4 separate regions of the Homo sapiens genome follow, and regions 1, 3 and 4 are each linked to region 2. The links are chromatin contacts, found by Hi-C or POLR2A ChIA-PET in ENCODE. All regions are on one chromosome and are shown on one strand. Each heading gives the region's core, a stretch centred on a gene start or an enhancer-like site at or near the end of the contact. The rest is flanking DNA. Distances are from core to core; before and after follow the strand shown.

Region 1 (2,700 bases), core at 163-2,662, 4.2 Mb after region 2:
TATCAATTTTTAAAGTATAATTAATTTGTATGTAATTTGTGGCCATGGTAATGTGTGCCCAGGCAGAAACAGAGGTAGCAAAAAAGGAAAACTCAGGGTAGTTATTATGATGTATGAAAACAGCTCTTGGTGAAACTAAGGCCTCACTTTTACAAGATCTTAGATACACAGGACAAAAAATGATGTTAACTATAAAGAGTGGAAGCCTCCAAAAAAAAAAAATCCAAAGAAACGTAAAATGGCCGAGCGCGGTGGCTCACGCCTGTGATCCCAGCACTCTGGGAGGCTGAGGCGGGTGGATCACGAGGTCAGGAGTTCAAGACCAGCCTGGCCAAAATGGTGAAACCCCCGTCTCTACTAAATATACAAAAGTTAGCTAGGCGTGGTGACTGGCGCCTGTAATCCCAGCTACTCGGGAGGCTGAGGCAGGAGAATCGCTTGAACCCGGGAGCGGGAGGTTGCGGTAAGCCGATATCGTGCCACTGGACTCCAGCCTGGGTGACACAGTGAGACTCCATCTCAAAAAAAAAAAAAAAAAAAAAAAAAAAAAACAACGTAAAACGAATCAATGTGTTATTATCACGACTTAAAAAAAAAACTTAATATCTAGACCATGAAAGCTATATAAGCAAATAAGCATCATTTAGATTTTTTTTTCCATAAAAATTTCCGTTAAGTCGTGCAATAAAAAATGTAACCAACATAGTAACTCGCGGCCTCGGAAGGGGGAAATTTAACGGTCAAGAACAAGAAATTCTGAAAGCATGGCCTCTAAGGGTCAAGCGGGAACCTGAATACAGTCTCCCAGTTCTTACTAGCTTTGATGCAAGCCCCAGGCAAGTCGGGGAACAGGGAAAGAGGAAAAAGGGAACGCAGAAGGTTGCTCCGGTAAAGGACCCACTTTCAGGCCAGACTCCACGACCGGCAGCCCCGGGCTTCTCATTCATTCCGCGCGGTCTCCAGGTGGCGGCCGCGCGTTGGCGGCCGTGGCGTTCTCCGCCCGGAACTGGGGTGCACTCACCTGTTCGGGAACACGACCTCGCGGCGCCCGAGGCCGCCGAGGCCGCCGCCAGCAGCCGGGGGGATGCGGGCCTGGGAACAGCAGCCGGCGGGGACAACGGGCGGCGCAGCCCTGGGGCGGGCAGGCGGCGCAGGCCGGGCGCGTCCCTCTGCAGCAGGGCCGAGCAGAGCCGCCGCGGACTATGAAACATGCCGGGCGCCGCCGCCACCACGGCCCCTCGCGCGCCCGAGGAGCGGAGCCCGGCTGGGGCCGAGGGCACCGAGTCGAGCCGACTGTCCGGGCAGTGTGGGCGGATGCTCCCAGGCTCCTTCTCGCGCGGCGCAGGTTCTGGGGAAATCCCGGGCAGCAGAGCCGGAGAGGGAGGTGCAACACCGCTGCGTCGGCACCGTCTGCTGTGAGACCTGGCGAGACCTGCAGGGCGCCCGGCGAGCGCTGCGCGCTGACAAAGCGGGCGCTACCAAGCGGGAGCTGGAGGGGAATCCGCGGGACCCGGCCACTGCGCGGCCACGCCAGGCTCCCTCGACCCGGCGTAATCCTGTTTTAAAAGGAAGCGGGGCTTAGGCTGATTTATAGATAGAATCCGCAGGCGGTCTAAAATAAGAGGTATCCGTTGGAGCTGTTCTGAAGAAAAAAGCGTCCCCTTCCGCTGGCCAGCATGGAAGCGCCCACAGGCTGGGAATCCCGAGACAGTTCCAGGGCTGTGGCCCAGGGGACACGTGTCTGTCAGAGTGGCAGACGGCCTACGTGTGTGCCTGCGCGGGTCTGTGTGGATACAGCAAAAGGCGTCCGCCTCCGACCCCCTCGGCAGTGTGTGATGCGTTAAACGATATTAAGCACAATAAAGCACCGCCTGTGGGCGAGGCGACGATGATTAAAACAGCGTTCTTTTCCTCAAAAGTGTTATACTTAGGCAAAGGGAGCAGAAGGTGGCAAGGGAAGTCAGACCAGAAAGCTCTACAAGGTAGAATGAGATTATTGCCACAAGATGCCAAAGATTGGCTATAGAGATGACAACAGGCCCGGGCTCTCTAGAAGGTTCATTAGAAGGATTGGCATTTGAGTTGGCCTATGACGTGGAGGTCTAGAATTTACCCACGTGAAACTTTGGAGGGGGTGGTGGTGAGTTATAAATGAAAAAAGTAAATAAGGGTGTATTTGGGGAAACAACTCTTAGTCATGTAAGATGGAAGCTAAGGAGTAAGAGGACAGATGCGTGGATAGGTTGTAGTGTGGAAGGAAGGGGATTATAGTAGGCTTAATTCGGTGGATAGCTGCGAGCCGTTGACGTTTTGTAAGCTGAGCAAAGACATGGTCAGGGCTGTGCTTTAATTGGAAATCACATGTCTCTGGTTCATGAAAAGGCAGAAAGGAAATCAGCTGAGATAACAGATACTGTAGACCCGCACCAGGTTACTGTTACTGGAAAAGAAAGGATGGAAGAAACATCTCAGACAGGCTGGGCAGGAAATGATGACTAATCAGGAATAGAAATGGGATGAGGGGGAGGGAAAACCCAAGACTGGATTTTTCTCTGAATGATTCATGAGTTAGAAATGTATTCTATTGGTTTTCCCATGATTTTGCTGATTCCCCTGTGTTGTGGAATTGCAAGCTTTTCATCACAAGAATATTCTAAATATTTTTCAGACCTAGGTTACATATCTAACACCTGTGGATAG
Region 2 (2,860 bases), core at 207-2,706:
TTAAAGTACGATGTGACGTCCTGAATAAGGTAGTGAATGTGAATAAATTTGGGATGAGGTATTAGGATTTGCTCTCGCTTAAGAATGTTTTTAGGGCAGGAGGAAAACATGGTGTGAATGTGTGTGTGCAAGAGAGACATATACTGATTTTTTATGAGATATTCTGAAAGATAATGACCCTTACCTGTGGAAGAGATGCTTGCAAAAACTTCTTGCAGGGAAGGCAGTAGTGTGGCAGGCTCGGCCTTCCAGATGTTCTGCAGCAAGTTACTCACTTTTGTCACCTGGGAGACATATTCCCGCAGCTCTCTTTCCTGGGTGGACACGCACTGGAAATGGCCTATCGTTCGAACCAGCTGTTGACAGAACGTGATGGACAATTTCCCCTTGGGGATGCATTGCACAAAGTCGGTCAGAAGGTCGCTCAGTCGGGCACAGAGCTGCGGCTCCGGCCTCTCACACACCATCCGTAACACCTCTACCTGCAGGAGGCTAAAGAGATCCAGCACCGACGGACAGCTCATAATCAGCTTCAGGCCGTTGTGAATGTAGTCCAGGATGGCTACATCCTTCCTGTCCAGAGAGTGGTAGCCCTGATGAAGGAGGCCCAACACGAAGGTCTTGTTGAAGAAGGACTCGAACTCTGGCCGGTGGTATCGTGCGTAGGCCTCCAGCACCTGGTGCCCCACCTGCCGCTGGAAAGGGTCCTGGCCCTCCAGGATGAGCCGGGTCGTCAGGTCAAACATGGCCTCGCACTGCGCCTCGTCTAGCCAGTGCTCCGCCGATTCCACCACCTTCCGCACAATCACCCGCTTGAGGGGCAGGGGATGCGAGGAACTCACAAGGCCCTCCAGGATCTTGTCCATTGTCGCCACGCTGCAAGGCCAGGGCCAGGGGATAAGGAGCGGGTGGCGGCAGCCCCGAGGTGGGGCAGGAGAGCCCCGGGGCGGAGATGAACTTGGAGCGCCGCAGCAGCAGCGCGACGGGCCACGGCCACCGCCGCCTCAGCAGCCACATTTATGGCGCAGGGAGACCCATCCAAGCCGGGGCGGGAGCTAGCGAGCCTGGAGAGCCTAAGAACCGACACCTGCGGCTGGCCTAAGGCGCCAGAGGCCCGTACTCCGCCGCCGCCCCGGGCCCTCGATCCCACTCAGCATCAGCGCCGAGGGGCCTGTCGGGCCCCCCAGCGGCGTCGGCGGGAGCTCAGGGCCCGGGGCTGCTAGCCGGCGGGTGGAGGAAGCACGCCTCCGAGTTCCGGGTCAGGTGTGGGCGTCCAGTCTCCAGCAGGTCGTGAGAAGAAGCCGGTCCTGGGCTGAGTCAGGAGGCGCTGTCACGGAGAGTGCTGGGATCAGCCGGGGAGAAGAGACCGAAGCGACACCCTTTGACCCGGATTTTGAAGTGCCGGCAAACAGGAAGTGAAGGACCTAAGAACCTCCGGAAGGACCGCCCCTCCGCCCCTCTGCCCCTCCGCCCCTCCGCCTGTCCGCCTCTCTCCTTCTCCCTTGTTCCCTCTCTCCCTCCCTGCTCCCCCACCTCCCTCCCGAGTCGTAGACTCCCTTCCCCCCGGCGCTGGGAGTCTCCTTCCCGCCCCGCCGCGCAGGTGCGGCGACGGCCGCGTCACTGGAGAGTGTGTCGAGTCACAGGCGGTCTTCCGCGCGGAGCGTCCCCGGCGGACGCTGCGCAGATGGCTGCGACTGTAGGATTCTTGCCGGCTAGTCTTCGTCGGTTCCGCCTGCGTCAGGTTACTCGTGAAAACTCGAATAAGTGCTATCGATGTGAAATCCGAGGAAAAGAGCATTTGGGGGAAAAGTAAGGAAAACTCAAAACTCGGATTGAGAAGTCTGCCTTGGCTCATTAATCAAGAATTGCGCTTGCGCGCCTAAATGTGACTGCCTTTATCCTGCGATGTCGGTATTGAAGTAAGAGCAATACTGGCGGCGTACCTAGCATTTAGCGACCATCAGTATCAGTAGCAGGCCTCTAGCAAAGAACCAGTTAGTGAGCTTTGTACCATATCGAAAATTATAAGCCGTCCAAAAAAGTGTGAGAGTAAGGAAAATGGCAGATTAGAATCAAAATATTTTTATACCTGTGTCATACAAGGGTACTTTGAAAATAGAAAACCAGGTGGAAATACCACAAAACTTATTGTATATGTTGACACCGAAGATGGTTTACAATAGGGAAGAACAGGTGCAATCATGCTTGTTCTGTTTCATGCCAAATTCCGAAGATTCACAGTAAGAATTTAATCAGAGGTCTTTATATTGGAAAATATTGCCTAACTGTAGCCTGCTTCAGGCTTGGTTAATATAGTTGTGAAACTAGACATTAAGGCCCTGTAATACAGACAAAACTTTAAAGAAATAGGTCATTTAAAATGTCCCGTAGAAAAATGAACAAAATTCTGTTACTTCAGTTTGCTAAATAGTGTTTTGTTTTTTTACCAAGTTACAAACACGATTACACTAATATATTCACACGTCGATTATGGTAGTCTTAAGAAGAGCAGTTTAGAGGAGACAGGAGCTTGAGTAAAAGGGAACTTAAGACCAAGTTGACTCGTAGGAAGATACGGAAGATAAAAGAGAATTGAGGTAATTAATCTATCAGTCATGCTAGAGACAGGAATGATTTTTCCAATAGGAGGTGAAGGTACACAGATGTTTGTCTTTACTGGGAATAATGCCACAGTGGAAGACAAAGGTAATATAGAAAATAAAATATTAAGAAGGAATTAAGTATTAAGAAGGATCGTGGATTTGAGGTGGAGTGGAGGAAATTTGGAATTAATCTTTGTGCTAAGAAACTAACAGGACGAATGAAGATTGCTGAATAGTACCAGCGAAGTGATTATTCC
Region 3 (2,722 bases), core at 1-2,500, 4.5 Mb before region 2:
GGGCGTGGTGGTGCATGCCTGTAATCCCAGCTACTCGGAAGGCTGAGGCAGGAGAATCGCTTGAACTTGGGAGGTAGAGGTTGCAGTGAGCCGAGATCGCACCACTGCACTCCAGCCTGGCGACAGAGTGAGGCTCTGTCTCAAAAAAAAAAAAAAAAAAAAAAAAAAAAAAAAGAAAAAAAAGAAAAGAAAGAAAAGAAAGAAGAAAAAATCAAAGTCCTTACTTTGCATCATAATCCGCTAGGTGCAAAGGTCACAAAAGTGATTAAGAATAGCTCACAATGTAGTGAGCTGGAACCTGAAAAACGGATTAGGATTTACACAGGCGAGTGCTCAGAAAAAAGGGTAGTTCAGATAATTGGATCAGAAGAGAAGGCAAAAATGCATGACGTGTTTTTGAGAATTAGAGGAGCCCTCAAAATGTATTAGTGTGATATGCAAAATGCTCGATTTAAGATATTATCCATTAATGAATTTGAAAATGGGGACAAAAATAACTTTTCAGCCGTAATAACTATGCTCCCCTCCCTTTGAGTTTCGAATCTGTATCTTAGAGGCCACACTTGAATGTGGAAAAACTTTGTATTAATGTAAACACTATACAGTGATAAGACACGAACAGTGAAATAACCCCTAAGCTCATCTTATAACTGAACAGATAGGTGGTCAGAGAACTTGGATTTGAACCATGCCTATGCCACTAGCTGGTTGTGTGACCTCCAGCAAGTCACTTCTCAAGATACCACGTTTGCCATCATTAAGACGAGTGTGATCCAAAGGTCCACCTAGCCAGGTTTTGTGAGAATGATTTGAAATGCCTGTGAAAGCATTTCCTCTACCACGTCTGAGATGCTTTTGTTATCTCCAGGTTCTTTCAGGTCTTGAAATTTTGTGCATCACGATCCAAAATGTCTTAAGCATCATCACAAATGCTTGACCGTCCCTCATGAGCGGGTGGCGCTTCGCGCTGCCTGGGTCTGTACAACAGGGTCTTGCAGTCGAAAGCCACACACTCCCGGAGTGCAAGAGGGAGAGAAAGCTCTGCTTTCAGCCGGGAAAAAAAAAGGGCGCAAGACCGGACAGGTCCTGCCACAGACGTTCTCCTATGCTCACGCACAGTGGTCGCTCCTGCGGGAATGGGCAGCAGTGACGTGCCCACGTCGGGCGCGCTGACGTTCGCGTAGCGTGCGCCGCTGGCCAGGTGCGCAATAGTGGGGTATGCGTCACGGTCTGCGCCGCCCGCGGGGCCAGGACGGGGCGGAGCTTCCGCCTGGGCTGGGGTTGGCGAGTTCACCCGCGGCGGAGGGTAACTTTGCTGTGCTGTTTTTTGAGCAGTTGTCTGGTCCCTGGAAGTGTAGCATCGAGAGAGTTTTCTAATTACGTTTACAAAATATCTTCCCTTTGGCCATACAAGTGGTGACTGCCATGTCGAACTCGCGGCCCAGGTCCCGCCGAGACGCCGGGGGTGGCGCTGGGGCAGCCGGCCGGGACGAGCTGGTGTCGCGGTCCTTGCAGAGCGCAGAGCACTGTCTGGGCGTCCAGGACTTCGGCACTGCCTATGCCCACTACCTCCTCGTGCTCAGCCTGGCGCCGGAGCTGAAACACGACGTGAAGGTGAGGGTCCTTTTTTCTCACTTGCTGGCAGATCCAACGTCCTCGTAAAAAAAAAAAAAAAAACAGAAAAAAAAAAAAGCGGAGGGGCTAGGGTGCCTGGGTGGGTGGTTGCTGTTAATATTTAGGGCCCTTTTTTCTCACTTGCTGGCCGATCCAACGTCCTCGTAAAAAAAAAGAAAAGAAAAAAGGCGGAGGGGCTAGGGTGCTTGGTTGGGTGTTTGCTATTAATGTTTACTGTTCAACCTTGACATCTTTCGTTTATTCACACCTACGACCAGCCCAGAGGAAAATCCTGCCGTCTTCACCTTCGAAATATGTCCAGAATCTTACCAGTTCTCACCATCTTCCCCTTTACTACCCTGGTTCGAGCTTCAGTCATCTGCCGGCTGTTGCAGTCGGCTCTCAACTGAGCTCTCTCCTGCAGTCTGTGTCAACATAGCTAGCTTTTTGCAACAAAAGTCAAATGTTGTCATTTCTCAGTTTCAAAACTTTCATCTCGTTTAAAATTTTAAAGGCCCTCGAATTGGAAATGAGGTCTCACGTGATCCTCTTCTCCTTATATCTAATTTAAGCATGCCCTGGCTTGAGGGCTTTTGGATTTGTTATATTGTGTGTAGTAGGAATATAGTGGGCCTCTAGTTGAATAAAGTGTGTAATTAGCCTAAAGTGATTATCATTTAATGATGCGTTCTTTAAACTTCAATTATTGGATTATTTGCAACAATTACTCTGTTGAAATGCTGTTCTTTTTTGAAGTACTTTTAGAATCTAAATTACGAAAAATGATTTAACTTAAAATTGCAATTACTTTGCTTCATTTAGACTGAGGGTTTGTCAACCTCAGCACTATTGACATTTTGAATGGGATAATTCTTTGTTATGGGGGAGGGGAGGTGTCCTGTGCATTGCAGTATGTTTGGCAGCATCCTTGATCTCTACCCACTAAATGTCAGTAGCGTCTAGATGTTTGTAGTTCATGTAAACTTAGTGTAAATTTCAGGACCAGCTGTCCTACTTGAGGAGGAGATGATATGTTGAGATACAGTTTGCTTCTCTTGGTAGGCAGCAATAGAAAAATGGATCAACTCAAGTGATCTTTCCTCAGTTA
Region 4 (2,700 bases), core at 87-2,586, 3.3 Mb before region 2:
CTAAATTAAATAGAGGAAATGACACGACGAGTGTCTTTCCAGCTTTGAATAAATTCAGAATTAAAGTCTGTCATCACGAAACAATCTCTTCCAAACCTTAAGTTCTATTTTTAACCATTTAAGTGGCAGATGCCAGGTTATTTCAAAATATCACATACTATTTTCTTTCTTTCTTCATTTGGATGAATGATACAGTGGAGTTCATGCTCTTGCAGGGTCTACCGGTAGGAAGTCCATTCATGAAACCATCAATGTCACTGGTTGCCACAAGACATTTCAAGGAAGAAACTGGCAGATAGAACTAGCACTCGTGGCAATGGAAGGTAGGACTCCCCAACCTCTCAGACTCAATCCCCCACCACTTCCGCGTTGGAATCCGCGACCCTCTTCCCAGAGTTTTCCTGTGGCTTGGGTAGGTCAGCCCTGGGGGCGAGCCAGAGCGGGCACCCGCGCGCCCAGGGGCTTGCCAGCGCAGACCCCACTCCGCCCGCGAGTAGCTTAGTTGGTGGGGAGACTTCAGCTGTCACTCTCGGCCCGCAAAGGCAGATCTGCCCCGATCCCTGCAGCCCTCCCCAGTCCCGGAGACAGGTGTGGGCCGCAGAGGGAAGGGGATCCGGACCAAATGCCCACCCGCAGGCGAGCGACCTGGCGAGGTCGGGCCCACCTTCCTTGGGTTGTAGCGGACGCCGGCAAGCAGGGGTCCAGCGAACGTGGGCATCTGCCCGGCGCCGGATTTTCAACCCACCGCCAGAGATAAGGCTCCCCGCCCACCAGCGAGCCACTTTCCCGCGCGGACACCTCTAACTCCGGCAGCTCAGGCTGGGAACTCGGAGATCCAGAGTGGCCTCCCCTCCCCCCCGCGCATACGTCAGCGCTAGCGTCGTGGAAGCGCCGTAATGTCCCGAAGAAGCGCGTCTCCAAACTTGCACCCCGCTGCCGCAGCTTCAACGGAGAAATCCCTTGCCCCAAGCACACGTCAGCCCTGCCCGCGGAGTCATGGCACAGCAAAAGAGAGGCTCTCCATGGAGATATGCTCCAGAAGGGTGGGTGGCTGTGCCTAAAGGTTTGTTAGAAAAGGACAGTCAGTGAGGCTTGCTGGCTGTGGCGCCTTACGACGCTCTCCCCGACCCCTCGTCATTCAGAAGGTTCCGCAGGTCTCGACAGCGGTGCGCTTGTCAGCCCCATCCGGCGGCCAGCCTCCCTTGCCGGATCGCCCACGTTGTCGGCCTGGTCCGAGTTCTTCATTTCAAAGCATCTGCACCTGCGAGCCCGCGGCCAGAGGCGCTGGGGGCGTTTGTGCGCGTGTATTCTGAGGCGCGTGGTAGTGATGGCGGCGCTCAGTGAGACTTTCCTGTCACTGGCTACTACTACTCCCAACCCTCCTCAAAGCCGCCGGAGCAACCCCCAGGTCTTTACTTTACAATCGGCAATTTGACTTGCTCTGCTGCATGTCTGGAGGGACCAAGGAAAGTGTGGAGACGCTCCAAGGATTAGGTGATCGGAGCTTGAAAAGAAAAAAAGCCAAACAAATAAACAAAACCCACCCACCCTAACAAATATGAGGCTGCTGGAGAGAATGAGGAAAGACTGGTTCATGGTCGGAATAGTGCTGGCGATCGCTGGAGCTAAACTGGAGCCGTCCATAGGGGTGAATGGGGGTAAGTGCTGCACCTCTGCCGGCTCCACCGCGGCTCCCACTTCAGAACTAATTTGTGAGTCTTGGAAAGGTGGGGCAACCCTCATTGCAAGCGCTTGCCAATTTCAGGGGGCACTGACCAGCCTTTGGCCCTTTTGCTGATTTTCTAATTTACCAACCCCAGAGGGAACTTGTAATTAGGAACGAGGCAAAGGAATTTGAGGGCAGGTAGCCTTTTCCGTAGACAAACAATGACTATCCTGAGTGTCAAGAAGTGAGGTTACAGAGAATGAAACTTACTCCTCTTGCCTTCAAAGTAGCATCCTATCCCAAGGGAATCTAGGTTGCTAAGAGTTCCGTATCTATCTTGGAGTGGACCTCATTATCGAGTCTACTTTCGAGTCCTCCCCGCCCCCACATTAAAAAAAAAAGTGGAGGAAAAACAAGAAAAGGGACACCTCCGCCCCCAACTCAGATTTTATGGCCCACATGTTGGAGAGTGATGATTTGCTGTAGTTGCTGGTGCTCCAGAAACTCCCAAGCCGACTGACACGTTGCACTCTTTGATTACAGGACACTTCATTACAGCATACTTCCGTGTGCTGCCGGGATTCAGTTGCTATACTAGCAGTCTAACAGATACAGACTGTTAGACTATGTGTAGTGTAGTGTAGTGTGTGTTTTGGCAAGGAAATGTGGATGGACTGAAAGCATACTTAGATCTCTGAATAGTGGGAGCTTTGTACAGGAGATGATGGGCACTGGTGGGAACATTAGAAATATTAGTTTTTTATGCCCCCCCCAACACCTTTAGACAATCTTGTACTACTTTTCATAAACATTAATTGAATTTATTCAATTCGCTTGTCTTTTTGACCTTGTTTGTCAGTTTCCAAGCTTATTGACAGGTTTAATACCTAACTCATGCAACCGGAGCAAATAAGGATAGAGGTGAACAGGCACAATATTTCATAGTAGGAAGCGCTCAGGAGGATATTTGAAGTTATTTTTATCTTTTTGTTAAAACATGATGGAAGTGAATGAAATGATCTCTTAGGAGAACA

The links. A loop is a pair of places that touch in the nucleus more often than their neighbours do. ChIA-PET counts read pairs that join two places held with the same protein, here RNA polymerase II (POLR2A). Pooled maps may share reads with other maps.
Region 1: a pooled map shows a loop between it and region 2 (13-fold over the local background). The contact joins the promoter of NOCT here to the promoter of USP38-DT in region 2. A Hi-C loop is called at or near these places in 8 of 50 pooled maps.
Region 3: a loop to region 2 is called in a map of B cell, with 10 times the contacts of the local background. The contact joins the promoter of PRMT9 here to the promoter of USP38-DT in region 2. A Hi-C loop is called at or near these places in 2 of 168 maps with a recorded cell type or tissue (B cell and naive thymus-derived CD4-positive, alpha-beta T cell), 1 of 37 single-sample maps with no recorded cell type and 6 of 50 pooled maps.
Region 4: a map of naive thymus-derived CD4-positive, alpha-beta T cell shows a loop between it and region 2 (6-fold over the local background). The contact joins the promoter of SLC10A7 here to the promoter of USP38-DT in region 2. A Hi-C loop is called at or near these places in 2 of 168 maps with a recorded cell type or tissue (both naive thymus-derived CD4-positive, alpha-beta T cell) and 11 of 50 pooled maps. POLR2A ChIA-PET finds 5 or more read pairs at or near these places in 1 of 52 experiments (GM12878).

Annotation. Positions count from the first base shown.
Region 1 is chr4:139,014,493-139,017,192 of GRCh38, reverse strand. NOCT (nocturnin) reads right to left here and starts at 1,412. Exons shown (of 3, transcript NM_012118.4): 1 at 1,022-1,412. The coding sequence starts at 1,211. RefSeq lists a silencer at 973-1,272 and enhancers at 1,413-1,762, 1,795-2,700, 1,853-2,700.
Region 2 is chr4:143,183,457-143,186,316 of GRCh38, reverse strand. It overlaps USP38-DT (USP38 divergent transcript), which reads left to right and starts at 1,456. Exons shown (of 4, transcript NR_185979.1): 1 at 1,456-1,809. It overlaps USP38 (ubiquitin specific peptidase 38), which reads right to left and starts at 1,400. Exons shown (of 10, transcript NM_032557.6): 1 at 185-1,400. The coding sequence starts at 866. RefSeq lists silencers at 1,009-1,258, 1,479-1,528 and enhancers at 580-1,464, 1,465-2,350.
Region 3 is chr4:147,682,691-147,685,412 of GRCh38, reverse strand. PRMT9 (protein arginine methyltransferase 9) reads left to right here and starts at 1,250. Exons shown (of 12, transcript NM_138364.4): 1 at 1,250-1,614. The coding sequence starts at 1,426.
Region 4 is chr4:146,520,576-146,523,275 of GRCh38, reverse strand. SLC10A7 (solute carrier family 10 member 7) reads left to right here and starts at 1,336. Exons shown (of 12, transcript NM_001029998.6): 1 at 1,336-1,658. The coding sequence starts at 1,559. RefSeq lists enhancers at 489-568, 739-1,158, 1,169-1,248, 1,469-1,538, 1,979-2,208.